Regions from separate parts of the Homo sapiens genome. Here all the other regions are linked to region 1. The links are chromatin contacts, found by Hi-C or POLR2A ChIA-PET in ENCODE. All regions are on one chromosome and are shown on one strand. Each heading gives the region's core, a stretch centred on a gene start or an enhancer-like site at or near the end of the contact. The rest is flanking DNA. Distances are from core to core; before and after follow the strand shown. Region 1 holds the start of PYM1 (PYM1 exon junction complex associated factor). Region 2 holds the start of MARS1 (methionyl-tRNA synthetase 1). Region 3 holds the start of ITGA5 (integrin subunit alpha 5). Region 4 holds the start of NAB2 (NGFI-A binding protein 2).

Region 1 (7,133 bases), core at 1,349-3,848:
AGAACTTGAGGACAAAAAGCTGATCCTGTGGGTTTAAGATAGTGAAATAGGTGACTGGTAAGGAGGCTAAAGTGATGGGGAGCAGCTGAAGAAAAAGCGGTGTCCTAGATGAGATCCAGGTTGTAGTGATTCTGATGTGCAACTGGTTTGAAAATACAAAGGAAAGTCGACCGTCTCATGCTGAGGAACTATGAAATCAGAATATTCCAATGGTGCTGGAGACACTGAAAATGATAGCAAGAAAAAAAGGAGAGAAAAAAATATGATGCAATAGGTCTGGGTCCCTGTGGGCAGTAAATGATGACACTAAAGTTTTACAGAAACTGCTATAATTGCATGGCAATACCTTCCATGAGGATTAGAGTGACAGTGGTAGATCAATGATCTGGACATAGTAAAGGAAAACAAAAAAGCAGTTTATTCCTTTTTCTCTTCCACATAGTCACGGAAAACAGAAAACAGCTTTTAGTGACAAGGTAAGGTAAGATGTGATACCTGGATTTTCACGGAGTCAGGGTAAAGAAAATGATTAAGAGTAAAGAGAAGTATACTGGATAAGTAGTATTTTCAAAACACACATTAAAAGTTGGTAATTCATGAAGGAGCTACTGGGTAGAGAACAGAAGGAAAGAGGTAGTACCACTTTAAATTGTGAGGTTGGGGAGAAGTAGCAGCAACCTGGGTTGTCATCAGATACCATAAAATAGGTGGGCTGAGGTGTAAGGAACATGGAAAGCAGCAGAGCAAGAAGCAAAATGGCACATTTTAAAACACCGTGTGTACCAAGGCACAGGCACACTGTTGCTTCTACAGACTACAGACTACACATATGAGGGCTACAAAAACAGAAACACTTTGCACTTGCACAGTATTTTATAAATTGCTTTTACATATATTATTTGATCATCATTGAGTAGCTATTACTACTATGCATATTTTCCTAAAGATGAGGCCATTAGGAAGGGACAAAACCATGATAAAAGCTGTGATTCTCCGTTTCCAACACATACACCTTACATACACAGCAGACACTTCAGCATCTCGGCCAGCCAGGCTGCAAATTCTTCTCTAGCCAGAAGGAATAGTGGGTTTTATTCACTTGTCAAAGGGCTTCGGAGAAAAGCCACTAGATACTTTCCTGTTTGCCTTTTCCCACCTTAGACCCCTCAATTTCTATCACCATCACGGGAGAAGGTAGCGAAGGGTGGCTCCATCAGGGAGAAAACTCAAGCTGAAAGTTGTATTAGGGTCCTCTTCCCTTCACACCTCTAAACCTCAGTGACCCAACAAATGAAGATACGGGAGAGGAAAAGGTACTATGTAGAAACGAGGAGGTCTTCAGCAAATAAAGCTTCGAGAAAAATAATGAAAACGGGACTGGGGTAGGGCAGAAACCAAGTATAGCTGAGATGGGGGAGGGGAAAAGAAGGAGGGCAGGAACTGGAGGGAAATGAGAGTGTAGAAGCCCCCAAGCCTGAAGAACCTAAAAGAGATATGAGTGGTCCAACTGCTGGAGAAAAGCTAAGGGCCCGTGAGGGTCCTGAAGCAGGGACCAGCACTGAAGGACCCCAGGGTTTGGGTGACCGGAAGCAGAGACCCCAAACACGAGACCAGAAGGGGGCGCAGGAGACACCCCGTAGGAGAGAATGAATGGGGAAGGCGGTCCGGGGGGCGGGGCAAAGGAGGGGCCCCGGGATGGGCGGGGCACAGACCCCTTTCCAAGTCCGAACCCCTGCCCCGAGAGCCCGGAGAGAAGCGGCTCCGCGCCTCCCGCACTCACCGCCGGTCTCGTCAGTAACATAGGGAGTCGCCATCTTGAAAACGCAAACCACTTCCGGCGTGAGCGGGCTGGGGTCCCGCCCCCCTCCCCACCGGAAGTGGAGTCCCGATCGTAGCAAGCCACCATCTTAGTCTTAAAGGGAGAGTGCACCATTTCATGGGCGGAGGTGGAGGAGGAGGAAGAGTGGAGAAGCTGAAATAGTTAATAAAATAAAGCCGTGGGCTTTTTACTGCCACCGATACCATTACTGAGCGCTTGCTGCCTGTAAAACAGTCCTCAGGGAGCCAAGAGAAGTTCCGAGGCACAGTCCCTCTCATCCCCAGGAACTCCTCGTACGTCCAGGACCTGCGAGGGAAAAGGGCGCAAGGCCCACCTGCACCCAAAAAGGGGGCCTTATAAATGAAGAAAGGAAGAATATCCAGGCTCTGGCCTGCACCCAGATCTCAGAGCGGCTTGGTGACGTGGAGCAGACAAACTCCAGGAACGCACTGGGGCGCACAAGTGTTTCTAGGGACGGTTGGAGACCCTATCTAACCCTAAGAAGGTGGGGAGGTCGAATTCGTGTGCCGATTGCTGTCGGCCAACCCACTCAACCACCAGAGACCCGCGGGAGGGGCGTGCAAGGCGGAGGGCGCCGCGGGTCGGTCACCTGTCTCCGTAGCCGCAGGGCTGCCGGCAGCTTCCATGGCCGAAGAGGCAGCGGACCAGGTTGGGCGGGCGGCCCTGGCCTGGCTCTGCCCCGCTGGGCGGCGCCGGGGATTCGGCGGCGAAGTGATGAGGGCCCTAGTTGCTTCTCGCCCAGACCTCCTAACCCTGAGTGCCTCCTCGGGCTGGGCCCTAGGGTCAGAGGGCAGGGTGAAAGCTTCTGGGCGGACCTACTTAGTATTCTAATTAAACTCGTCCAACCGCTGAGGATCTAAAGCGGGGCAACTCGCCAATAATCCGGTCCCGTAGTGTCACTCCATTTGTAGTCCTGCCCTGCGCCGTACCTCCCTATTCTGCAGACGAACCCATATGGTCTCCCTCCGCCGCCCATTTCAGCAACTGTTGTTCCTTCAGGGCTAAGTCCTGTTAAACTTGTTTCCCCTACAGCCTGAGAGGAGCCCGGCTGCAGGTTCCTCTCCTCAGGTGTCAACTCTGCCCTCCTCCACCCTCATATAGCTTTTTCCTTATCAACCCTTTTACCTTCCTGCTTATATCCCCACTTTGGCTTAGTTTAATGTCCAGCAGTACCCCTGGAACCAGGGAGGAGGCAGGAGGTAAGTATTGGTGACTACCTCCAACACTAGGCAGCATGTCCCATTTAAAAAACAAAACAAAACCCAGGCGCGGTTGCTCACGCCTGTAATCCCAGCACTTTGGGAGGCCAAGGCGGGTGGATCACGAGGTCCGGAGTTCAAGACCAACCTGGCCAAGATGGCGAAACCCCGTCTCTACTAAAAATACAAAAAAATTAGCCGGGCGTGGTGGCGGGTGCCTGTAATCTCAGCTACTCGGGAGGCTGAGGCAGAGAATTTCTTGAATCTGGGAGGCGGAGGTTGCAGTGAGCCAAGATCGCTCCACTGCACTCCAGCTTGGACGACAGAGTGGGACCCCGTCTCAAAAAAAAAAAAAAAAAAAAAAAAAAAAAACTAAAAAACTGAGCAATGGCTGACTAGGACCTTTATAAGACAAATTAGGCCTCAGAAGTTTTCTGGGGGCCGCAGCTTGCCTTCCTTCCCATCCTCCATGTCTGTGACTTCCACTAGAGGCCAATTCAGAATGTCTGGGGGTGGGGCTCATTTAAAAAGTATTTCCAGGCCGGGTGCGGTGTCTCATGCCTGTAATCCCAGCACTTTGGGAGGCCCAGGTGGGCAGATCACTTGAGGTCAGGAGTTCGAGACCAGCCATGGCCAACATGGTGAAATCCCATCTCTACTAAAAATACAAAAATTAGCCGGGTGTGGTGGCGAGTGCCTGTAATCCCAGCTACTCGGGAGGCTGAGGAATGAACCTGGGAGGTGGAGGTTGCAGTGAGCCAAGATCGTGCCACTGCACTCCAGCTTGTATTATAGAGCAAGACTCAGTCTCAAAATAAATAAATAAAAAGTATTTGCATACGATACACTGTTATTGCAAGTGTTGTGACACTGTGGTCTTAAACCCTTGCTCTCTTTTCACCGATTGTACTTCAGCCCTGCAGGGTCTAACATCTTGTCCTTAACCTTGTTATGATTAGACGTGAGAGTGTGGGATGAAGCCTCTAAGAACTAATGGGATACGTTGGTCTTGACTGAACTACCTCAGGAGTGGTCTCTGCAGCTTTCAGAGGCTGCTCAATAGACCTTTGTGCAGGAGGGAAACCTAAAGTCGCCCCTGTTCACTACCAACCCTAGGCCCCCTTCCCACCCCCAGACATCCTGCCTCAGCACTAGGGTTGACAGGAAGTGAAACTCAATTGTCTGCTTAGTAGACCTGCCTGGGACCCAACCCGGGGCCCCGGATGTGGCCCCCCACCCTGAGGAGGAACAGGGCAAAAAAGGCCGGGGAGAACAGGCTGTTGTTTTTTCCTTTCCCTTTGTTCATTGCGGTTTCTTTCTTTCTGATTTTTATGATGTGGTTGATTAAAGAAATGAGCACCTGGAACCGTAGGCATTAAACGCCTCCTTCTTAGATGTTTCTTGGCTTTTCTTCCCCCACCCACACCCCCCAGTAACTGACTTGGGGTATGATGGAGCACAGATCCTAAAGAAGACACAAAGAAGTCTAGAGTAAGACTGATTCCACCTTATTCCTTATTCGAGAGATAACATTACACCCCACTTTGAAGTACCAAAAACTATCTTAAAAGGAGTGTCTTCAACTTTATTTAGGGACATATCTAAAGACGATAGAGTGAGAAACACAGGTAATACATAGGGTGGCATTACTTTGAGCATTCTTTGCAAGGAAAGCTGAGTGCCTTAGAGATTAATATCGTTCCAAGATTTCTAAATGAAAGATCCAGGGACAGAAAACTGATAGGCAGAGGTGTTAGGGGACCTATTCTTACATTGTATGTTTGTTTAAAGTAGCTCAGAGCAGAGAGGCTTTACACACATTGCACCACTCATTGATATAGTCCCTAAACTGGACTATGTTTTTGCTTGTATTGCAGAACTAAGTACAGGACTTAGTGTATAAAAGGCCTTCAGAAGAGTTTGTTTACTATGACTAAGGAGGTCATAGAGGAAGGAGAGATGAAGCTTTGCTAACAGTGAAGAAAATACTGTAAAGACAGGATGGGGAGTGTCAAGGGCCTTGTTTTTTTTTTTTTTTTTTTTTTTTTTTAGACAGAGTTTTGCTCGTGTCACCCAGGCTGGAGTGCAGTGGCATGATCTCGGCTCACTGCAACCTCTGCCTCCCAGGTTCAAGCGATTCTCCTGCCTCAGCCTCGCGAGTAACTGGGACTACAGGCATGTGCCACCACGCCCGGCTAATTTTTTGTATTTTTAGTAGAGACAGGTTTTCACCGTGTTAGCCAGGATGGTCTCAATCTCCTGATCTCGTGATCCGCCTGCCTCAGCCTGCCAAAGTGCTGGGATTACAGGTGTGAGCCACCGCGCCCGGCCTTTGGCCCTTGTCTTTTTATGATTGGGGGTGAGAGGGTGAGACTTGGAGGGGCACAGGAGCAGAGAGACAGACCCCTCTTCAACCTATGCCCGAAATCTCCAGTTTGGATACAACAATACTCCCAAACCCTATTACTCAGCAGCTATATTTCTGGCAAATGTGGAGGAGTCTGTTCCAACAAGCCTGTCTTGAAACAATCAAGAACTGCTTAGATATCCCTGTTTCCACTAGAGGGCCTCATGTATTCATTCCCTTTCCAACCCCCACCAAAAGTATGTATATATTATGTGTGTGTATGTATGCATACACAATACCCACACATGCATATACCCTTCTAGTCAGAGGTCTCCCCTCCCCCTTCTTCCCACCCCCAGGTGTAAGAAGGACGATTCCAGGAACCTAAGGCTTTGTTACTCTGCCCCATTTTCAATGAAGGGTAGGAGGGAGTTAGACAGGGGTTGGGGCGGGGCCAGTGAGCAGGATGCCTGGGTCTCCAGTTCCTGCCAGTGAGTCCCTAGGCCTCCATCTCTCTCCCTTGCTGTACCACCTTCACCACCATCCATGCGACCCCAAGAGCCTTAATGACTCTAGAAGAGACTCCAGGCAGGGGAAGCTGAAAGGACCTTTCACTCCCTACTTTTGGCCAGGGCCTTCTGTGCCACCTGCCAAGACCAGCAGGTAAAGTGGGAGGATGAGGGCGTGGAGAAAGGGTGGACATAGACCAAAGTGCAAAACTCCACCCTAGAATTAAGGAGAGAACATGAGTCTTGACAGGAGGTGTCCTTAGACTGGGGAAAATAGGTCTAAAAGGAAAGAGGAACGTGAAGAAGGTGGGGAGATTGTCTCAAGCAGGGTAGAGCCCGGGGCGGGAGGGAGGTGTTTGGTCAGGTTGTGGAGTTTGGGACTCTGGGCTTGCCCCCGTGGGATCTCCTGAGTGTGAAGTCAGTGGTGGATGGAAGGGAGTTGGTTAGGGAAGTTCAGGATGGCAGCAATCAGGAGAGAATGAGACGTTGGTTGGGTGCCCAACTGCCGAGCTGTTCTGTTAGCGGCCCGCCCGGTATCTTGGTCTCCCAGGTTTGGGATGAAGGGAGAGGCTGTGAGTGATTAGAAAGAAGGGAAAATAGAAGCAGAGCTGCCGCCGGCGCGGGAAGAAGATGAGGAGCGCAGCAAATGGAGAAAATGTGTCCAAAGCCCCGGACATATTCGAGGGAGGGTGGAGCAGGTTATGGTGAACTGGAAACCTAGAAACGGGCCTCTCCAACTTCGAAGTTCCCAGAGTCGGGGGCGCCGGGCGCGGGCGCGGCGGGCAGGCTGGGGTGGGGGGCGGGCAGCTATGTCGTCAGGAACGGGGCGGCCCCGCTGCGGCCGCGTCTGCCTGGCCCGTCCCCTCCAGCCCAGCTCGGGCTCCAGCTCCAGCGCCGGCGCTTCAGCTGCGACCGCGAGCCCTCTCAAGCAAGGTAGAGACCCCGCGAGCCCCCCAGCGCCCCACCCTCCCCCATCGGAAAAGGACAGGGGTAGGGAAGCCGAGGACCCACGGGCTGCGTTCGTGCTGCTGGGTCGGGAAGGAGGAAGCGTGACAGCTGGAGCGGGTATCGAGAAGGGTCTGCGCTGGGACGCGGGGGTGCAGCGGGAGGGCTGGGCCCGAACCCGGTGGGTAACGTTTCCCAGACCTTCCCCTCCATCCCTCCCGCTCATTCGGAGGGATGGTGAAGCCCGGTTCCTGGGACCCGACTCGGAGGGAAGTCCTCTTCGGAACCTCCAC
Region 2 (7,133 bases), core at 3,091-5,590, 1.6 Mb after region 1:
TGAAAGATTACATGCACAGGAAAGCATCTCAGCCAGGCGTGATGGCTCACACCTGTAAACCCAACACCTTGGGAGGCTGAGGCGGGTGGATCACTTGAGGTCAGGAGTTTGAGACCAGCCTGGGCAACATGGTAAAACCCCATCCCTACTAAAAATACAAAACTTACCTGGGTGTGCTGGCCCAGCTACTGTAGTCCCAGCTACTTGGGAGCCTGAGGCACAAGAATCACTTGAACCTGGGAGGCAGAGATTGCACTGAGCTGAGATCATGCCACTGCACTCCAGCCTAGGTGACAGAGCAAGACCCTGTCTCAAAAAAAAAAAAAAAAAAAAAAAAAAATAAGGCCGGGTGCGGTGGCTCACACCTGTAATCCCAGCGCTTTGGGAAGCCGAAGCAGGCGAATCACAAGGTCAGGAGTTCGAGATCAGCCTGGCCAACATGGTGAAACCCTGTCTCTACTAAAAATACAAAAAATTAGCTGGGCATGGTGGTGGGCGCCTGTAATCCCAGCTACTTGGGAGGCTGAGGCAGGAGAATCGCTTGAACCCGGGAGGTGGAGGTTGCAGTGAGCCAAGATTGCGCCATTGCACTCCAGCCTGGGCGACAGTGTGAGACTCTGTCTCAAAAAAAAAAAAAAGCATCTTTTCACCCATTAGAGGGGCCCTAACTAGGAGGTACGATGGCAGGCTTTGCCTCCTCTATCATAACTTTAATCACACTTTAAGGATTATTTGATTTTCTGACTTTCAGGAAGTCTGTGAGTGCTGCCAAGGTAGCAGAAGCCCACATCCATTTTGTTGATAACTGTACCTTCAATGCCTTCTACAGTCACTTCTACAGTGATTTCTGGCATAAAGTCATAACTTTATGCCTCAGTTCCCTCATTAGTAAAATGGCGATGAGAGACCTACCTCAGTTTGTTTGTTTATTTATTTTAGACAGAGTCTCGTTCTGTTGCCAGCCTGGAGTACAGTGGTGCGATCCCGGCTCACTGCAACCTCTGCCTCCCAAGTTCAAGCAATTCTCCTGCCTCAGCCTCCCAAGTAGCTGGGATTACAGGCATGCGCCACCATGCCCAGCTAATTTTTGTATTTTTTAGTAGAGACAGGGTTTCACTATGTTGGCCAGGATGGTCTCGAACTCCTGACCTCAGGTGATCCGCCTGCCTCGGCCTCCCAAAGTGCTAGGATTATAGGTGTGAGCCACTGCGCCCAGCGTATTTATTTATTTTTTTTGAGACAGAGTCTGGCTCTGTCGTCCAGGCTGGAGTGCAATGGCACGATCTCAGCTCACTGCAACCTCTGCCTCCCGGGTTCAAGTGATTCTCCTGCCTCAGCATCCTAAGTAGCTGGGATTACAGGCATGCACCACCACACCCCGCCAATTTTTTGTATTTTTAGTAGAGACTGGGTTTCATCATGTTGGCCAGGTTGGTTTCGAACTCCTGACCTCAGGTGATTTGTCCACCTCGGCCTCCCAAAGTGCTAGGATTACAGGCATGAACCACCACGCCCAGCCTCTTGGCTAGTTTTAAAAACTATTTTTGGCCAGGAGCAGTGGCTCATGCCTGTAATCCCAGCGCTTTGGGAGGCCAAGGCAGGTGTATCACCTGAGTTCAGGAGTTTGAGACCAGCCTGGCCAACATGATGAAACCCCGTCTTTACTAAAAATACAAAAATTAGCCGGGCATGGTGGCAGGTGTCTGTAATCCCGGCTACTAGGGAGGCTGAGGCAGGAGAATCGCTTGAACCCAGGAGGCGGAGGTTGCAGTGAGCCAAGACCACACCATTGCACTCCAGCCTGGGCAATAAGAGTAAGACTCCATCTGAAAAAAAAAAAAAACAAAAAAACTATTTTTTTTATGTTGGCCAGGCAGTCTTGAATTCCTGGGCTCAAGTGATCCAGCTGCCCAAAGCACAGGGATTACAGGCATAAGTTACTGGGCCTGGCCTAGTTTTTTGTTTGTTTGTTTTGTTGTTGTTAATGTAACAACAGCCATTTTATTATAGTTTAACAATTGTATAGGTATGGAGCAGAAATTTGGGTAGGCCTTAGGTGGGTGATTCTTCTATCTCATGTGGCCTTGAGACCCTACCAAGGGTTACTTAAGAGTTTTCAGTGGGCAGATGGGCTGGTCTGGAAGGCTTCACTCACAAGTCTGGCACCTTGGTAAGGATGACTGGAATGCTGGGATTAGCTGGAGTTGTCAGACAGAATATCTACATGAGACCTCTCTAGCATGGCAGCTCAAAGTGGTAGGATTTCTTACATGGCAGCTCAAAGCTACCAGTGTGCTAGATAGCCTGCAACTGAAGCTGCAAAACTTCTTATGGCCTAGCTTCAAAAGGCCCAGAACCTCCATAGAATTTTCTGAGATCAAATATAAAGTGCTTAAAACAGTGCCTAGCTCATAAGTACTATTAGATATTAATTATTCTTAAAATAATATAAAGATGAATAAGAAGCGTCCCTTTCTCAATAACAGGTATGTGCTTCCTTGCATAATATATACTTATTGCCAAACTCTTAGCCATCTTGAATCTCAATTTTTTTTTTTTTGAGACGAAGTCTTGCTCTATTGTGCAGGCTGGAGTGTAGAGGCACGATCTCGGCTCACTGCAACCTCTGCCTCCTGGGTTCAAGTGATTCTCCTGGCTCAGCCTCCTGAGTAGCTGGGATGACAGGCGTGCACCACCACACCCAGCTAATTTTTGTATTTTCACTAAAGAAGGGGTTTCACCACGTTGGCCAGGCTGGTCCCAAACTCCTGACCTCAAGTCATCTGCTCGCCTCGGCCTCCCAACGTGCTGGGGTTACAGGCGTGAGCCACCGCGCCCGGCCTTACTTCTCAATTTCATCTTTTCCCTAGAGATGTTTGGCCGGGCGCGGCTGCACGCCTGTAATCCCAGCACTTTGGGAGGCTGAGGCGGGCGGATCACGAGGTCGGGGGATCGAGACCATCCTGGCTAACACGGTGAAACCCCGTCTCTACTAAAAATACAAAAAATTAGCCGAGCGTGGTGGCGGGCACCTGTAGTTCCAGCTACTCGGGAGGCTGAGGCAGGAGAATGGCGTGAACCCCGGGGGACGGAGGTTGCAGTGAGCCGAGATCGCGCCACTGCAGTCCAGACTGGGGGGCAGAGCAAGACTCCGTCTCAAAGAAAAAAAAAAAAAAGAGATGCTCTTCTACCCCTTTGATGAGACGTCGAGCTGTATATGAACTCAGACTGGTATTAATATTTTACTTGTCTACATTCTTTTTTTTCGAGACGGAGTTTCCTCTTGTTGCCCAGGCTGGAGTGCAATGGCGCGGTCTCGGCTCACTGCAACCTCCGCTTCCCGGGTTCAGGCGATTTTTTTTGCCTCAGTCTCCCGGGTAGCTGGGATTACAGGCGCCTGCCACCATGCCCAGCTAATTTTGTATTTTTAGTAGAGACGGGGTTTCAGCATGTTGGCCAGGCTGGTCTCGAACTGCTGACCTCAGGTGATCCGCCCGCCTCGACTCCCCAAAGTGCTGGATTACATGCATAAGCCACCGCGCCCGGCCTATGTACATTTTTGTTGTTGTTGTTGATAGGATGGATATGTACACTAACTTCCACTTTGTCACTAATTCCGCACATGGTAACTCCGAACTCTAAAACTCTGACCGTTAAGAGCTTGCATCGAGAGCCACTGCGAGTAGCTGCTGTTATGACATGGCCATTTCATTCTCCACAACAAGAGAAGCAGCCGCGGCTTCAGTCACCGCCCTCCAGCAGCGTAAGAGGATAAAAGTGCGACTTGCCCTAAAACCTAAACGTCTCTTCTGGATCTCCAGAAAAAAAGTGCTGCTCTAGGCCGGGCGCAGTGGCTCACGCCTGTAATCCTAGCACTTTGGCAGGCCGAGGCGGGCGGATCATCTGAGGTGAGGACTTCGAGACCAGCCTAGCCAAAATGGTCAAAGCCCGCCTCTACTAAAAATACAAAAATTAGCCGAGCGTGGTGGCACGTGCCTGTAGTCCCAGCTGCATGGGAGGCTGAGGCCGGAGAATCACTTGAACCCTGGAGGCAGAGGTTGCAGCGAGCCAAGACCGTGCCACTGCACTTCAGCCCAGGTGACAGAGGGAGACGCCCTCTCACAAAAAAAAAAAAAAAAAAAAAAAAGTGCAGTCTAGCCCGCATCTGCGGCCTCTTCATCTCGATGATAGTCTTTTCCTGTGTCTTAGCGTTGCATGATGGGAGAAATAGTCTACTTTCCGGTAGCGGTGCCAGGGCAGTGGCCTAATACGGAACTCCATTTCCCGGCGTGCCTCGCGGAGGCCGCTGAACTCAGAAGCGGGAGGCCGGTTCCGGTTGCATCAGCGAGGGATTCACGGCGAAATGAGACTGTTCGTGAGTGATGGCGTCCCGGGTTGCTTGCCGGTGCTGGCCGCCGCCGGGAGAGCCCGGGGCAGAGCAGAGGTGCTCATCAGCACTGTAGGCCCGGAAGGTACTCGTGCTGGTGCTGGTGGGCGGTGGATGGGGGGGCGGGACCGAAACACGCCAGATTCTCTGCAGCTGTCTTTGCCAAACCCCTAGCCCTCGCCACACACCCCAATCGACCACTTCTCCTATTATCCTTGATCACTCCACGCCTTCTTCCCTCCCAGTCACATCTTTCACTTCCTTTAATTACCCTCAATATAATACCCTTCCCTTATCTCTCTCCTCCCCTCTTCCGTCTTCCCGGTCCCCGCCTCACCCCAGTAAACTGCTCTTCCCTTCCCAACCTTCTCCTACACCTATCAGGCATCCCCCTCTGCTCTTTAGTTACTAGCATGACAGCCCCCAGGCACCCTTTTGTGTTCTTAGGAAATCCCTCTCTCCCCTCCTAACACACACACACGTTCCTTTCTGTTTACCTCTTCTCATTCTCAGCCGATTGTTTGGGTGACTCTTAGGAGGTTCTCTTGTAAGTCTTCTCAGTTCTTTTAATTTTGTTCTCCCACTGTGACCTTCAGATAATTATGAAGATATCCCAGTTACTTTCAGTCGTTAAGTTCTTGGCTGCAGCACTATCCCAATACCACCACCTCCTCTGCAGTCCCCATCTGTTGCTTCCAGCTGGCAGTTTCAGCTGAACACCTGCTGGCCTCTCCAGCCCATTCCGGACCACCCCCTTTCAGTGGTCCTATCCTGGAACTTCTGGGTTGAGACTGCCCATCTTTCTTTTTTTACTCACTGAACAATGCAAGGTTATCCTAAGTTGACAAAGTATTTCTTTTCTTTTCCTTTTTTTTTTTTAACCCATTTTCCATTCTTGCATCAGATTGTGTGGTCCCGTTCCTGACCCGGCCTAAGGTCCCTGTCTTGCAGCTGGATAGCGGCAACTACCTCTTCTCCACTAGTGCAATCTGCCGGTCAGTATTGGTCCTTGGTGTAGGGAGGTGGCTGAATCAAATCAGGCCTCACTGTCATTTGTGTGGCTTTATTTGCAGCCATTGTTTCCCTGTGTGATGAGAAATGGGCTAAATGGGCCCCTCTAAGTCCATCATCTGTTGCTCTCTCTCTGGGCAGATATTTTTTTTTGTTATCTGGCTGGGAGCAAGATGACCTCACTAACCAGTGGCTGGAATGGGAAGCGACAGAGCTGCAGGTAGGACTAAGGTATGGGGGATGTCAGGCAGGCCCTTGTTCTGCGTGGCCATCCTGACTCATGTCCCCTGCATTTTAGCCAGCTTTGTCTGCTGCCCTGTACTATTTAGTGGTCCAAGGCAAGAAGGGGGAAGATGTTCTTGGTTCAGTGCGGAGAGCCCTGACTCACATTGACCACAGCTTGAGTCGTCAGAACTGTCCTTTCCTGGCTGGGGTGAGTTGGGTCTTGAGATGAGGACTGGGGAAGGCTTATGGTGTAAGGATTAAGAGGGAAGACTGTATTCAGAGTGTTCGAACCCAACACTGCCACTTACTAGTAGTGTAATCTTGGCAAATCACTTAATCTCTCTAATCCTCAATTTTTTTCAGTTGTGAAATGGGATAATATTAGTACCTATCTCAGTGAGTTATTGTGAGGATTAAGTGAGATCATATAAAGTGCTTAATACAGTGCTTGACATATAAAGTGCTCAGTAAATGTTAGATATTACCATTGGGAAGAAACTGAGTGTCTCATTTGTGTACATTTTCCTTTTCTATCCCCAACAAAGGAGACAGAATCTCTAGCCGACATTGTTTTGTGGGGAGCCCTATACCCATTACTGCAAGATCCCGCCTACCTCCCTGGTGAGAACTGTGCATATCACTCCAACCCTAGGAGCTTGGTGTAGGGGTTACAGAATGGGCAGTAGAATACTGAGAACTCCCTTCAAGGTACAGCTTGACTGGGCAACTATAGCAGAAGATGGTTGAGGGAACTGGGGAAAGCAACTGGAGAAACCTCACAAAGAAGGGGAAAGATGCCCGCTCCTGCCTACCAGGTCCTTATGTTTGCTGATTTTCTTTTCTTCCATACCCACAGAGGAGCTGAGTGCCCTGCACAGCTGGTTCCAGACACTGAGTACCCAGGAACCATGTCAGCGAGCTGCAGAGACTGTACTGAAACAGCAAGGTGTCCTGGCTCTCCGGCCTTACCTCCAAAAGCAGCCCCAGCCCAGCCCCGCTGAGGGAAGGGCTGTCACCAATGAGCCTGAGGTTTGGAATAGGGCAGAGCCTTGGGGCCTGAGGTGGGAGGTGGCTAGGAGATGGACTTTGAGCATGGCCACTAACTTTTTCAGGTAGTGGCAAGGAGAAAGTTTCTTTACCCTGTGGGCCCTCCTCACCTGGTAAGGGATTCTCTCCACTCTTTATAGGAGGAGGAGCTGGCTACCCTATCTGAGGAGGAGATTGCTATGGCTGTTACTGCTTGGGAGAAGGGCCTAGAAAGTTTGCCCCCGCTGCGGCCCCAGCAGAATCCAGTGTGAGTAGACATGGCACATGTGAGTGGGGCTTGATTTTGTAGTGGAAATTGTTGATAGAGCCAGAACCTGCCTGCTAGGTCCCGTTTGCTGATCTCTCTTTAATTTTTCATCCTCTCCTTTTAATTCTTACATCTCTTTTTTTTTTTTTTTTTTTTTTTACATTTTCTCTTAGCCTATCATTTTGGACACTCCATCTGTCCCATCTGCACCCATGT
Region 3 (7,133 bases), core at 2,946-5,445, 1.5 Mb before region 1:
CAGGGAGGTGGGGGTTGCGGTGAGCCGAGATTGCGCCATTGCATCCCAGACTGGGCAACAAGAGCGAAACTCCGTCTCAAAAAAATAAAAAATAAAAATAAAAAGAATGAGAAAAGGAATTCATTATTTCTTACTAAATGCAGGTTGGCAGGTACACTTTTCTGAAATAGAGTCTGAGAGAAGAAATAACTGCCAGAATTTATTCTGAAGCCTCAGAAATGGAAGGGTTGGTCCTTGGAGACACAGACTACCACAGCTAGAAGGCACTGTAGAGAGCATCCACTGGTTTTAAGACTTCACTGTAGGTGCCTGAGGCCACATGGCATAAAGGCAGACTGGCCTCGTTCTGACACTCCCTAAGAAAAAGTTCAAAGCTGCTCACCTCGTCCCATGTTCTCATTCTGCAGATGGGAAAACTATCTCAGAGGAGTTAAGTAATGGGCTTAGGTCACTCATAATCCCTCCCAGAATATGAAGCAGAAATCAGGAATCCTGATTTCTACGACAGCATTCTAGTCTACCCCATTGCCAACTTATTCCCTCCTCTCATATCTGCTATCTCCCCAGCTTTTGATTAACCAAGTCCCAGTTCAATACTGGGTTACTGTTTGACTCTGTTGGCCTGACAAGGTCAGGGGTGGAGAGCAGCAAGTGGACCAGCGCCCAGCTCCTACAGGTCCTACAGCAGCATGGGCCAGGCCAGAGGAGGACACCTGGTTTGGGGTCCCCTAGTGCATTCACAAGGGATATGTATGATTGGCTGGGGAAGAACAGCTGTCTCCACTTGTGGCAGTTGCAGAAGGGAACAAGGAGCTGAGCTGAGACTGGCCTGCCTCTCAAGCTTTCAAGTGTCCTGGGCCAAGTCACTGCCTCTCTTCAAGCTTTGGATTCTCTGGCATAAAATGATGGATTTCCCTTGAATGTTTCCTAAACTAACTTCTGGTTCAAAATTTCTATGACTCCTGAAGCCTCAGTTGTTTTTATTTTTTGTTTGTTTGTTGTTGTTTTTTTGAGATGGAGTCTCACTCTGTCGCCCAGTCTGGGGTCGCTCAGTACAGATGTGATCTCAGCTCACTGCAATCTCTGCCTCCCAGGTTCAAGGGATTCTCCTGCCTCAGTTTCCCGAGTAGCTGGGATTACAGGTGCGTGCCAGCACGCTCGGCTAATTTTTTTATTTTTAGTAGAGATGGGGTTTCACCATGTTGGCCAGGCTGGTCTCGAACTCCTGACCTCAGGTGATCCACCCACCTCCGCCTCCCAAAGTGCTGGCATTACAGGCGTGAGCCACTGCACCTGGCCAGCCTCAGTTTTTGTATATCTAAAAATGGGGCAATAATGCTTCCTTTGCTTTAACACAAGGATTTTTGTTACAATCCAATGGAAAAATCGATATGAAAGTGCTAAAGGAATATGACAGACTATTGTTACTATCACTAGTATAAGCAAATACTCAAAGCAAGTAAGAAATGAGGGAACTAGGCGGTAGCCAGGAAGGAGAGAACCAGAAACAGAAACAGCTACCCCATAAAAACCATGCCGCCCATGTATTGATCACTCTCTGTGGACCAGGTTCCTTTTGTATATGTTTTCTCATTTAGTCCTCAGAACTCCGTTAGTCAGGTGTCTGATTTTCACGGGAAGACCAGGCTCCAAGAGCTTAAATACCTCTCCCTAGGTACTAGGGTACCACGCAAAAAACTAGTAAGTAGTGGGGACTCACACCTACCTCTGTCTGACTGAAAGCTTTGCCCTTTCCTACCATCTAACTGCTTTGGTGCTCGCCCTGTCCTTTAATACTATTTTGGTGTTCACCACAAGAGGTGATGCAGGAAGAACAAGAACACTGAGGCTCTCCCTCTTTGGCAATGGCTGTAGGTGAGGGGCTGTGTTTGTCTTGTGTTGTGGGAAAGGGGGTGAAGGCCTAGCTGTGGTGGGAGGAGGTCACTGGGGAGGTAGAATGTTCCACTGTAAGAGGGTATTGTAAATAGGAAATGAGAGGGAAGGAGTGCAAGCTGGACACCTGGGTTCTCTTGGGAGGGGAGATGAGCAGAAGGGGAGGGGGAAGGGATGAGAGAGCTAGGTCCTGTTTTAGAAGAGGACTTTAGGGACTACAGGATCAGGCCAGGGGCCAGACAGACACCTAGGGGACCAGGAATGTGTGAAGTCCAGATGTTTTAGAGGAGTGTTTTAAAGGGAAATTTAGGGGAGGGGGGAGTAAAGAGAAGGTTAAATGCCAGACAACTAGATACTCTGATCTGCGGGAGGAGACCTCATCCCCTTCCTCCTTCCCTCTTTTCTACTCCATTAGGGCTGTGATAAGAAGTTTGAGGGAACCTGGGGGAGACCAGGCCTGGCAGAGGCTCCAGGCCAGGGTGATGATGCAATGGGGTTTGGGCAAAAGGCCAGGGGGGTGGGGTGGGGGTTGGGTGGGGACCTTGAATAGCCCAGAACAACAGTCGGGGCCTAATCATTTTTCTTTTCTCCCATCCCCAAGTCCTCCAGACAAAGGAGAATTTGCCTTTCTCCCCAGTTGTATTAGCTAGATTAACCCCTTTTCTCCAAAAACTATAGGGACTGAGTAGAGATCAGTTAACTGTCTCATGTGTAAAAACAGGTCGCTTCTGACAGAATTCCCCTCAAACCCTGAGATCCTGGGGTTGGGGTGGGGGTGAGCAGTAGGAAGCTCCCAGCTCAGAGATGTAGAAGAAAAAGGATTACACCAGTCATTGTGGAGGACCAGGAATCTGGCATCTATGGCCTAGCCCAGGAGCAACCACCTACCTCTCTTGCTTCCCAATCTCCCCGCCATCCCACATTTAAACAGACACCCTTGGTTCTAATGTTGCTTCCACTCTAACTCCTGTTTCCCAAGCCTGTCAGTACCCCATTTTCTAGGCACTCGGGGTCCGGGTCTGCTTATCACTGTGCTGAGTTGGGAATAAGGATCCTCCTTTGAGATTTCCAGGGTCCTGAGTCCTTCATTCTGACGTTCTTGGCCCCACGGAGCCCCCGTCTCCCCAGCTTCCGACCCCAGCCCCAGAAGTCCCGGTCTCAGCACAGCTCCAGCCGACCAGCTACAGGAAACCAGCTTTTCTCTTCCTCCCAAGAGCCAGAGGAAGAGGGAAACCGCCCACCCCCCTTCACGCGCGCACACACCCCTCCCGACACATCCCAGCACCCGCCCTTGGCTGAGTTCGCCCCCAGCCCCAGGGCCCCAGTGCCAGGGTCCCCGCACTCGCCCCCAGTTCTCGGATCCCCTCGCCTGAACAGAGATTGGGGGCGGAGGGAGGAGTAGGAGACAGAGGAGAAAGGAGAGGGAGCCGCCGTCCTCTCTCGGGTCTTTCCCCGGTCTGAGTTGAGGGGGGAGGGGAGGATGAGGCTGGCCCCCATTTAACCTTCCGACCCCCTCAGTCTTTGACTTTCCTCCTACTACACGTAGCTCATTCGGCTTCTACCCGTTCTCTCGCCGCACAATGGCCCCTACGGATCCCGAGGTCTCCTGGAGCCCCCAAAAGCCCTTCCCGGCCTCTGCGCCCCCTCTGCGCCCCCACCCGCCCCAGGTCCCAGCAGCCCACAGACTTCAGCCAGAGACCCTCAGCTCTCCATTCACGCGCTCTCCTCTCCCTTGGCCCGGAGACCCCTGCCCAGACTTCTCCAGCTCCGTGTCCTCTCCCCACCGGACACATGTCTCCCCACTGATCTCAAACGCCAGGGCCCCTCCTCACCCGCCACGGTGCCCTCCCTACTCCAGCGCGGGCCCCCAACTCTAGCCAGGGCCCCCAACTGCAGCTCTATTCCTTACAAACTCCACCCTCAAACTTAAGCCCTGGTCCCCTCCAGACCCCAGCCGCGCCCCCAGTCTCCAGGCGGCTCCCCCACCCCCATCCCGTCTCCAGCCCTCCTCACTCACCCGTCTGTTCCCGGCCGGTAAAACTCCACTGAGAATCCGAAGAAGGAGCCCGGGGGCCCCGAGAGTACTGCTGGGGCCTCCGCGTCTAAGTTGAAGCCCCCGACCCTGGGTGGCGGCGGCAGCAGCAGCAACAGCAGCGGCAGCAGCGGGGGTCGGCGCCGGGGGCCCCAGCGCAGCTGCACGGCGTGGAGAGGGGACTCTGGCGTCCGGCTCCCCATAGCGCCCGCTCTTCCCTGTCCTGGGGCCACCGACCCGGAGCCGCTTCCTAAACCTCCCAGAGGCGAATGACTCAACGCGGGGAGGAGTTTGCCAAACTCCCGGCTGAGCCCTCCCCCCGCCTGCCGAGGGGGCTGGCGGGGGGGCATTCCTGGGTCCCTGGAACTCTGAGCCCGCGTCCCCCACCCCTAAGGGGCGTGGGGGGGGGGCGCACCCCTCCAACCCCCTTTCCCCAGCCCCAGCTGGAAGCCGGTTGTCTGGACTGGGTTAGACTGGGCGGGTTTGGGTTCTTCCCCCTCCTCTCTGCTTCCCCCTCCTTCCTCCCCATTCCTTTCCAGATGTACAACGTAAACGCTCGGAAAACGAGTCGGAAAAGGGAGCGGAGAATTTCCTAATGAGGAAAGGAATCACCTCTGGTGGGCGGAGGAAGCCTGTATATGTGTGTGGGGTCTCCCTCAGTGCTTTAGGGAGGAGACTTTGGGGTCTAAAGAGACAGGAGACTCCTCTGGCGTCCGGCCAACTGGGATTCCCCCTTGCCTTCCGGGGCCGCCGGGTGCCTGGGTTCTGGCCAGCTGGATTTGGGACACAACAGTTGAGGTACAGAGACAGCGTTCGCAGTCAGCTTGCTAGAGGACCTACACGGGCTCCTCAAGTTCCGCTGCTTCCTCCTCCAAGCTTGCTAGTATTGAAAACCCAGGAGTTTGGGGTCATTCATCAGGAGGATTCTGCTCCAGTTTGCCCCCTTCTTGGTCCTAGGGTATGTAAACCTCTGCTGAGCCCCTTCCTTGGATCTGACAGTTGACCAAAAGCCTGCGAGTGGCTGGCCCCTCAGTACCTGCTTGATTAAACTGGCCGGGTTCCTACAAACCTGGAGAATTGTGAGAGGTGGTGGTGGTGGTGGAAAGTCTTGCAAAGGGACCCAACCTTCAGCTCCTAATGGCTGTAAACGCTGGGAGCTCTGGCCAGGCACGGTGGCTCACACCTGTAATCCCAGCACTTTGGGATGCCGAGGTGAGCAGATCACCTGAGGCCAGGAGTTCAAGACCAGCCTGGCCAACATGGCAAAACCCATCTCCACTAAAAATACAAAAATTATCCAGATGTGGTGGTCCGCACCTGTAATCCCAGCTACTCGGGAAGCTGAGGCAGGATAATTACTTGAACCCAGGAGGCAGAGACTGCAATGAGCCGCGATTGCACCACTGCACTCTAGCCTGGGTGACAGAGCAAGACTGTATCCAAAAAAAAAAAAAAAAAAAAAATCCAAAAACCAAAAACCAAAAAAACAATGGGAGCGGAAAGCCAGGACCCCATTCTTCCCAGATTCCCCTGTGGAAGTAGAGGAAGGGACTCTAGAAAGGGAAGGCAGTGACCCCCTGCCCACCTCTTCCCCAAGCTCAGGCTCTGTGTGATGAGATCACTTTTCAGGATTCTAGCCTTTATCTTAGTCTGGGGGAGGGGACTACAAGTCCTTTCAGTCTCTTTCCTCCAGGACTCCTCACTTTCCAGAATAATACCCTGTCAATAATATCCTGTCAACCCTGTCCCTTCTGTTCTCCAGTCCCCTGCCCCACTTCGGGCTGAAAGGCTCAGAATAAGAGTGCCCAGAGTCAATGTTTTTTTCCTGCCATGACTCTCCCCCTCACTCTGCTACTCCACTTCCTGTCCCAAATCACCCATCTGCTTTTTTAAAAGCCCCCCTCCAGAGCCAGCTGCAGCCCAAGGGAGAGGCTGGCTGGCCAGACTGTGGGGCAATGCTGGCCCGTATCCCATTCTCACATCTGCAAGTCCTGACCCTTTCTTAGGTGAGGAACCCAGGGAATCTCTGGGTCAGGATCTTTAAGCCCAGCATTGCCAAAAAGGCAACCTTTAGGTGAGAGCTACTCAAGCCATGGGCTGGGAACCCCCTTTGGGAGGAGAAGGGCTGAGGCCTGATTGCTTTTTAGCCCAGCAAAACACGTGTGTGAACCAAACACTCTCCTTTCTCAGTCTAGGCAAACTCTTTAGATTTTCCCAGGATTTGGGAGATTAGGGGTGGGGGTGGGGAGGGGTGCAGGGAAGGAGGTGTGTGACTCAGCTCCTCCCAGGAGCCTTGGTGGGGGACAGGGGACATAGCGTCCTGCCCCAGTCCTCCTCCCCACTCCACCCCTAGCCTTGGCCAACTCAAACAGGCCCCCTCCCTGTCCATTCCCTGCTCCTGTTTACACCGGGAGCCCCTTAGTCATTCTTTGGCTGGCCTTTCTACTCTCCCCAATATCCCTCCTCTCTTGGCTCTTTCTGCCCTTATAAGTCCTCTCCCAGTGGCCCCAACACCTCCTGCCTTTCCTCTCACCATGCCTGCCTTTGCCTGATCCTCTCTTCCTCTGCTCTGGGTTCGTCCTTAACTTGGGGTCCCCTCCTAATTAGAGCTACTTCAGCACAGACCTCCAGGCCTGGAAGCTGACCTAGAAAGGCCAGTGAGGAGGGGATAGAAGCCATCAGTCCAATCTTCTCCTTCAGAAGAGGAAATGGGTGTAGAGAGATGAAGTGATTTGTCCAGGGTCATATGGCTAGCCAGTTAGCGGTGAGCCTAGAACCTAAGTGTTTAGACTCCAGACCCAGTGCCTTCTCCTCTAAGCCCACTGCCCCTCTAAATGATCTATCTCCTCTCAGCTTTTTCTTTCTATCTTGTATATCTCTCAGCCTTTCTCTGGCCAAGTTTGTGTGTCTCCAAGTGCCTCTGCTTTTTCTCTTAAACCTGACCTCTTTGGTACCCTCTGTCCCTTCATTGCTCAGTAGGAATGATTTGCTGTGATGACTGACCATTATTAATCATGGTCTGCTTGATGGAGAGGAAGAAGGGTGAAGGGCAAGGCCAGGACACTCAGCAGGCTCCTGTTGTCGCCAGCCTGCTTGCCCTGAAGGCTGGAGTTTTAGAACCACAAGAGTGAATTTCCACAGAGGAGTTCAGGATACAGGTGCAAGTTCTAACGCCAGGGGTCATGCTGAATTTTAGTAGTGTGGAAGA
Region 4 (7,133 bases), core at 2,556-5,055, 1.2 Mb after region 1:
TGCTATGATTACAGGTGTGAGCCACCGCCCTGGCCACTCCTGGAAATCTCATACTGACTGCATCATCACCTCCTTTGGATGCCTGTCTAAACCAAGGCCCCTCACAACTCCAAGCAGAACAGATCACTCACCCTCTTATACTTCTGTCATTGTTGTACCCATATTATTGCACTATGTTGTAATTATTCGTTTATAGGTCTATTTCCCCTATTAGTCTGTGAGCTCCTTAAAGGCAGTGGTTAGGATTATCTGTCTTTCAGGAGTGAAACATTTCTTGTAAAATAACTAACTTGAAGGACAACATTCCTTAGATGATAAATTCTGCCATGTTACTGAAAGAGAAAAAAGGGATCATTACTTTATACTTTTCTATTACCAGCCAGGACTTCGGCCTACTACCTTTAGCATCTGAGTGTGAATTAATTTACCAGAATGGTGGACATTTTAGAAGGCCAAGGAGCCAGATTTGTGGGACTCACTGGAAACTTTACAAGGGAAAGAGATATGGAAAACAAATGTCTTCACTTAAACAGTTTTGCCCAGGCTCAGCCCCTTTGGGAGTAAAATCTGTGTCATGTGCCCTTTCAAAGTTGCACAGGCCTGTGAATAGGATCAATTTATTCATTTCAGAGGGTCCACCAGATAACAGGCCTATCCTGGAGAGGTCCTGGATTTCGGCTGAAACAAGCAACTATAATTGGAAATGTGTACAAAGAGCAATGAGGAGGCCACCGAGGGGTGGGAGGAATTAATTCTGCCTGGAGGAGTGGAAGGGGTCCAGGAAGGAGAGGGTGAGCCAAACCTTGCTGAGTGAGTCGGATCTGGCCCAGTGGAGACGTTGGGGGAGGAGTGAGCAGAGCAATCTGCTAGATGAAAATCTACACGTGCGCGTAGGGACGACAGTCTCTGCACTCCTCTTCCGCCCACTTTCCTCCCTTTCCTCGCAATCGTTTCCCCTTTTCTTGGAAAACTAGGACTGAGGATACTGTTTCCCTTCACGGAGGAGACCAGCACAGATAAAAGAATATTAATCCTTTTTATCACGAGATCAGTTCCTCTGGTCTGTCTTTGAGAGCACTGGGGATGGGGAGAGCAGGTGAGTCAGGCACAGAAGTGGTCCTTCTTTGAGTGAGCCAAGGGGACACAGGGGAGAACAGGTCCCATGCAGGAAACAAATGAAAATTTTTGTATTTGTCCCCACTCCCTTTTTGTCACCACTCCCCCCCCCCCACACACACACCTGTCTCTTTATGTTTTTCTATAGTTTCCCATGGTCTCCGTCTTTGTCTTTGCCTCTTTCCCTTTGCTACAGGCTGGAAATTCCTTGTTCTCAACGGAAGGGAGTAGGAGGGGAGTTGGGGGTGGCAGGAGTGGGCGGGAAGAACAGACATCTCGGCAGCTCTGGCTGCGGGCTGCGGGGGCGCTCTGGGCCTCTGGCGGGCCCTGACAAGTCAATGATTTTTTAAATAGGGGCTCATACACAAACCTAGAGAGAGAGAGGAACACAGATATACAAGTGGATATAAAGAAACATATAAATACATAATCTCGGGTACAGAGACACAAACTGGCAGTAGCGTCTTAAATATGCTTAGCATTCTACAATTTAGAGAGTTTTCCCGTACATTCTCTCATCCGAATCTCACGACAATCTTGAGAAACAAGGGCACAAAGACACAAACACCCGGTAGTTTCACTCTCACACACGGGTTCGCACCCGGACCCCCGCTGGCTCCCCTAGGGGAGTGGGCAGGCCCCTTCTGCGGAATTTCTCTTCCCTCGTCCCTCTCTGGCCGAGCACCCCCTCTCCCAGGACCCGGGAGCGGAGAGCTCAAAATCGGCTCCTCCCTCCCCCTCTTTCCCGGATCAGGACCGGGACCCGGGCGCCCCGCGCCCAGTAGGTTGCCGCTCACTTGCTCACGCCCTACTCCGCCTCCTCCTTGGGCGGGCGTCTCCCTCCAGATCCTAAGGCTCAGCGCCGCCCCAAGGGGGCCGGGGTGGGAGGGAGGGGGGCGCCTCGAGCAGAGGCTGCGTGGGCGGAGGATGTGCGTCACGGGGAGCGTGGGCTGGGGGAGGGAGGGGGCACGTGGAAACCCGGGGCCAGCGGCTGGCAGCCCGGGATCCAAAATAACCTGAGGTGGGGGGGGAGGGGTCGCCCACACCCCGTACGGGGTCGGGAGCGTCCCCAGGGGAGCCCGTCTAGCCGCACCCTCCAGTTGCGGGGCGGGGGACTGGGAGACGGGACTCTGCTCGTTCCCACCACCCCCACTGTGTTTGGCGCTTAATAGGTTGGAGAAGAGGACCTGAGCAACTGAAATCCTCCCACCAACAACGCGCTCCTTCTCCCCGGACCCCACAAGGCGGAAAGGTCTCCTCGCTAGGCCACATTGTAAAACCAGCCCCGGTCCACGGCCTCCACGCCCCGCCATGCCCCACCCCAGCCCCTCAGAAGTGCGGACAGAGAGGCGGGGCGGGGCTGAGATTCCGGACTAGGGGAAACCTCACCTGTGGCCAGTCCGCTCGCTTTCCCCGGCCCCCACCCCCCCTCCTTTCCCTGGGGCTTAGAGTCTATGGGCCGGGCCCTTAGAGCCCCCGCCTCCCCCAACAGCCCTCCCAGCCGTGGGCGGGAGTGCAATGCGAACCAGATGGGGCTAGGAGAAACCAAAGGGGGAGACGGTGGTGGGTTGCAGAGGCGGGGGCTAAGCTCCTTCAAGGCGCTCCTCCTTCCAGCTCCGCCGCAGGAAGTCACGTCGTAGGCTCCCGACCTCTTACTCATCTTCCACTAGACTCTCGGGCGAGGTCCCTAATAGACGGCCCCAGGAAGGGTATCGTCTTTGTCACACAAAATTCCCAGGCAGGGCCTCATCCTCAGCAAACAGAGGACAAGTGGAGGAATCCCTGCCTGACCTACGCGCTGACAAAAGCCGACGCGTCTAATCAACACGCGCACCTAAGTGGTGGCGTGCAGCATAACCCTCCCATTCCTGTTTCCCAAACTTTCCAGGCTAGCATGGAGGCCTGGGTTTCTGAGAGCGACCCCCTCAGATTATTCCATTGGGGCTGAGGAGGGGCGCGGGGATATCTAGGAGATCCCTGCAGAGCCCCACGCTCTCAGGCCCGCCTTAAGTGCACACTATACGGGAGTCAGATGCACGCACAGGAGAAGCCGCACAGCCCAGCCTTCGCTAACTTTTCCCGGCTCACTGCTAACATTCACACGTCCAGCACCACAAGGCCTGAGTATGGGCAACGGGCGTCCCCGTAGTTGTTTAGGCGCGTGTGCACGTCCGTGCGCTTCTGTGTCTTTGTGTACTTGTGCGTGGTTGTGAAACTCCTCTCTCAGCTCGGAGGGGTGGGGGAGAGAAGGAATGTCGCCGGCGGGGCGCTCACGTGGGTACGTGGGCGCCAAGAGGGCCGGCTGTGCATCCGGCGTGGGCGGCACAGAACGACCTCGCCCCGCCCGCTGGGTCCCCAAGCCCGCCCTGCACAGCCGGGCCTCGGTCACCTCGGTCCCCAATTCGGCGCCCCGGCTCTGAATCCCCGCCCCCGCCTCCTGCTCCACACCCCCTCCCCCCCCGTCTCCGCCTCTCCCAGTCTCTAAGCCGCGGCGTCTCCGCGGCCGAGAGGCCCCAGCGCCCGCCTCCCCGGCCCCCGCCCCCACCCCCGCCCCCGGCTCTGCCCACGCCCTCCGCCCGCCAGCCCGGCAGCCAGCGCAGCTCCGGGCCTCGCTCCCTGTGCGTCCTGCGGGGGCGGAGGCGCGGAGAGGCGGCAAGCGCAGCCGGGGAGGGTGGGGGGGCAGAGGCACAGACAGAGGCGCGGAGGCTCGGAGAGAGAAGACGTGGAGGGAGGGACAGAGCCTGGACAGCGGTGGACACGGCATCGTGCGCGGGGAAGAGGGCAGCACGCAGCAGGCGCCGAGCGCCGGGCACCGAGAAGGGCAGCCCGGGTGATCTCCGGCCGTCCATGCACAGAGCGCCTTCCCCCACAGCCGAGCAGCCGCCGGGCGGAGGGGACAGCGCCCGCCGGACCCTGCAGCCCAGACTCAAGTTAGTGGGCAAAGGGAGGCAGCGGGGAGTGGAGATGGGTGGAGCTGGACTTGGGAATGGGGTCCAGAGGGCGGAGGTCGAGGGGAGGACGTGGGGAAGCAGGACGGGGGTGGGGGGTGGAGACTGATGGAAAAGGGGGTGCGTCTTCGAATTAGGGGGCCCTGGGAGCAGGCAAGCATCTGATGAAGCTGGATATGAAAGAGTAGTACCCAAATCTCCATTCCTGGTTTACTCTGTGGGCTCCATCTGGCCTAAGAGCCCCCTGCAAAGAATGTGGGAGCCTCCAAGCACCAGGGGATGCCCTGGAGCTCGAGCTGGCATCAGTGCGGAAGGTGGGGGGACGCTCAGTTGCCTCAGTCCCTCGTTGGCACGGAGCGCGCGGGCCCCCGGTGCCTTTGAGTTAAAGGAGCATCAGCGGGGGAAAGGGGGGGTGACGAGGGAGGCAGGGAGGCCTTAGGCGTTCCTTCCCATATCTGTCCCTTTATTCACAGAGCGGGGAGGGGAGTTTCAGTGTGCAGCCCCTTCATCAAGAGGCCTTGAGCCGCTCCCCCACTCCACTTGAAGATGCGGGTGGAAAATATGGGAGAGGAGAGTAGGCGGGAGCCCCTGGGCGGTTTTCGCCTACAGACGCTACCACTGTGGGAGTGTGTGTGGGCGGAACGGCCCCGGAGCAGAACAATTGCGCCCCTCCCCCTGCCACGGCCCCTGAGCTGAAGGAAAAGGCTGACCGAGGAAGTGGGGAGTGTCACTGCTAGGAGAGGGGCCACTGAGGAGCACTGGGCAGCCTGGAAGGGTGGAGAGGTTCTGAGGGGAGAGAGGAAGCGTGCGTTAAGAATGCTTAACCAGGCCGGGCGGGCCCGGTGGCTCAGGCCTGTAATCCCAGCACTTTGGGAGGCTGAGGCGGGTGGATCACGAGGTCAGGAATTCGAGCCCAGCCTGACCAACATGGTGAAACCCCGTTTCTACTAAAAATACAAAAATTAGCCGGGCATGGTGGCGGGCGCCTGTAATCTCAGCTACTCAGGAGGCTGAGGCAGGAGAATCGCTTGAACCCGGGAGGCGGAGGTTGCAGTGACAGCGCCACTGCACTCCAGCCTGGGTGACAGAGCGAGACTCCGTCTCAAATAAATAAATAAATAAATAAATAAATAAATGCTTAACCCCTGGGAAAAGCTGAGCGGAGAAGAGTAAGGCACCACCTGGCTCACTGAGTGGGAAAGCCAGGGAAGGTGCCACACCCTCCCTTTTAGCCACCTGGGGCTGTGGCCCCTTCACAGGGAATGAAGCTGGCCAGCAGCGTCCACTGTGGGGGAGACTGGGCTCCTACATTCACTTTAGTATGGGTGACTTCACTTCAGTGTTGAGACTGCTGAGTGTTTAGAGGGGAAGGTGAGGATTGTGTTTTGGGGGAGAGGGAGGTCCAGCCATCCCAGGTCGGTGCTGGTCAGCCTCAGCGCTCAAGTTCTTCTTGCCCCAGACCAAAAAGATAAAAGCTGAAGATAAGGTTGTAAGACGCTTCGACTCCTACAGACACAGGCCACTGACTTTTGGGGCTTCGGGCCAGTCTAGGACGGCACTGGCTTGTCCATGCCTCTGAGCAGTGCCTGATTCTGAGAGTCTGTACTCAGACCTGGGCACTGGGCAGGATAGCATCCAAATGAGGGAGGGGAAGAAAAGCAGGCAGGAAAGAGGGAACAATTGTTAGTGTGGGTTGGTACCCAGTAGGGGGACTTGCACCGACTGCCTCTCTCTTGTGCCCCTCCTTCTCAGGCCCAGTGCCCGAGCCATGGCACTGCCTCGGACGCTGGGGGAGCTGCAGCTGTACCGGGTCCTGCAGCGCGCCAACCTCCTTTCCTACTATGAGACCTTCATCCAGCAGGGAGGGGACGACGTGCAGCAGCTGTGTGAGGCGGGTGAGGAGGAGTTTCTGGAGATCATGGCACTTGTGGGCATGGCCACCAAGCCCCTCCATGTCCGGCGCCTGCAGAAGGCACTGAGAGAGTGGGCCACCAATCCAGGGCTCTTCAGTCAACCAGTGCCTGCTGTTCCCGTCTCCAGCATCCCGCTCTTCAAGATCTCTGAGACTGCGGGTACCCGGAAAGGGAGCATGAGCAATGGGCATGGCAGCCCAGGGGAAAAGGCAGGCAGTGCCCGCAGTTTTAGCCCCAAGAGCCCCCTTGAACTTGGAGAGAAGCTATCACCACTGCCTGGGGGACCTGGGGCAGGGGACCCCCGGATCTGGCCAGGCCGGAGCACTCCAGAGTCGGACGTTGGGGCAGGAGGAGAAGAGGAGGCTGGCTCGCCCCCCTTCTCCCCCCCTGCAGGGGGAGGAGTCCCTGAGGGGACTGGGGCTGGGGGGCTGGCAGCAGGTGGGACTGGGGGTGGTCCAGACCGACTGGAGCCAGAGATGGTACGCATGGTGGTGGAAAGTGTGGAGAGGATCTTCCGGAGCTTCCCAAGGGGGGATGCTGGGGAGGTCACATCCCTGCTAAAGCTGAATAAGAAGCTGGCACGGAGCGTTGGGCACATCTTTGAGATGGATGATAATGACAGCCAGAAGGAAGAGGAGATCCGCAAATACAGCATCATCTATGGCCGTTTCGACTCTAAGCGGCGGGAGGGCAAGCAGCTCAGCCTGCACGAGGTGAGAACCCCCAGGCCTCCTAGGATTGCCCTTGACTTCCAGGTCTCCAGCCGCTTACCTCTGCGAGTTTCTACAGTCTCCGACTATCTTTCATTATCTCTTGACCAGGACCCCAGGCCCTGATCCCCTCCCCAACAGGCCCCTACCCCAGCGGCCGCAGTGCTTCCATCCTCAGCTGAGGGGGAAGCAGAGATACAGGCAGCACCGAGCTGTTCAGCTCCTTGTCACTCAGGACCCCACAGGAGAGGAGGAGGCCCCGGGCATTCCTAGGAAGCTGTGGGTGCTGACCTCTGTCTTCCCACCTCAGAAAGCTCCCATGTAGTGTCAAAACCAAAGCAAGCGTCTGATGGATGGGCCTCATTTGTCCAATGGTGAAGGGGTGTGAGGAGGTCTGGTGAGGCAGCGGGGAAGTTCGAATTCTGACTCTCCTGGCTGCCCTCCCT

Evidence for each region. Hi-C counts contacts between places; a loop is a spot of excess contacts on that map. ChIA-PET counts read pairs that join two places held with the same protein, here RNA polymerase II (POLR2A). Pooled maps may share reads with other maps.
Region 2: a pooled map shows a loop between it and region 1 (5-fold over the local background). The contact joins the promoter of MARS1 here to the promoter of PYM1 in region 1. A Hi-C loop is called at or near these places in 1 of 37 single-sample maps with no recorded cell type and 8 of 50 pooled maps. POLR2A ChIA-PET finds 5 or more read pairs at or near these places in 1 of 52 experiments (RWPE1).
Region 3: a loop to region 1 is called in a pooled map, with 5 times the contacts of the local background. The contact joins the promoter of ITGA5 here to the promoter of PYM1 in region 1. A Hi-C loop is called at or near these places in 4 of 50 pooled maps.
Region 4: a loop to region 1 is called in a pooled map, with 9 times the contacts of the local background. The contact joins the promoter of NAB2 here to the promoter of PYM1 in region 1. A Hi-C loop is called at or near these places in 1 of 168 maps with a recorded cell type or tissue (naive thymus-derived CD4-positive, alpha-beta T cell), 5 of 37 single-sample maps with no recorded cell type and 12 of 50 pooled maps. POLR2A ChIA-PET finds 5 or more read pairs at or near these places in 1 of 52 experiments (activated CD4-positive, alpha-beta T cell).

What each region holds. Positions count from the first base shown.
Region 1 is chr12:55,925,296-55,932,428 of GRCh38, forward strand. PYM1 (PYM1 exon junction complex associated factor) reads right to left here and starts at 2,599. Exons shown (of 3, transcript NM_032345.3): 1 at 2,430-2,599. The coding sequence starts at 2,466. It overlaps DGKA (diacylglycerol kinase alpha), which reads left to right and starts at 5,867. Exons shown (of 24, transcript NM_001345.5): 1 at 5,867-6,049. RefSeq lists a silencer at 1,541-1,690 and enhancers at 1,709-2,289, 1,781-2,000, 2,041-2,210, 2,290-2,870.
Region 2 is chr12:57,483,728-57,490,860 of GRCh38, forward strand. It overlaps MARS1 (methionyl-tRNA synthetase 1), which reads left to right and starts at 4,341. Exons shown (of 21, transcript NM_004990.4): 1 at 4,341-4,472; 2 at 5,292-5,382; 3 at 5,540-5,618; 4 at 5,697-5,831; 5 at 6,169-6,244; 6 at 6,480-6,652; 7 at 6,811-6,917. The coding sequence starts at 4,364. It also overlaps a transcript of ARHGAP9 not described here. RefSeq lists enhancers at 3,318-4,265, 4,079-4,468, 4,266-5,212.
Region 3 is chr12:54,415,071-54,422,203 of GRCh38, forward strand. It overlaps ITGA5 (integrin subunit alpha 5), which reads right to left and starts at 4,196. Exons shown (of 30, transcript NM_002205.5): 1 at 3,911-4,196. The coding sequence starts at 4,128. All of the region lies in intron 2 of GPR84-AS1 (GPR84, ZNF385A, ITGA5 and GTSF1 antisense RNA 1), which reads left to right.
Region 4 is chr12:57,085,309-57,092,441 of GRCh38, forward strand. NAB2 (NGFI-A binding protein 2) reads left to right here and starts at 3,806. Exons shown (of 7, transcript NM_005967.4): 1 at 3,806-4,046; 2 at 5,817-6,690. The coding sequence starts at 3,964. It also overlaps a transcript of NEMP1 not described here. RefSeq lists silencers at 2,008-2,157, 2,338-2,397, 3,398-4,017, 6,410-6,690 and an enhancer at 3,078-3,127.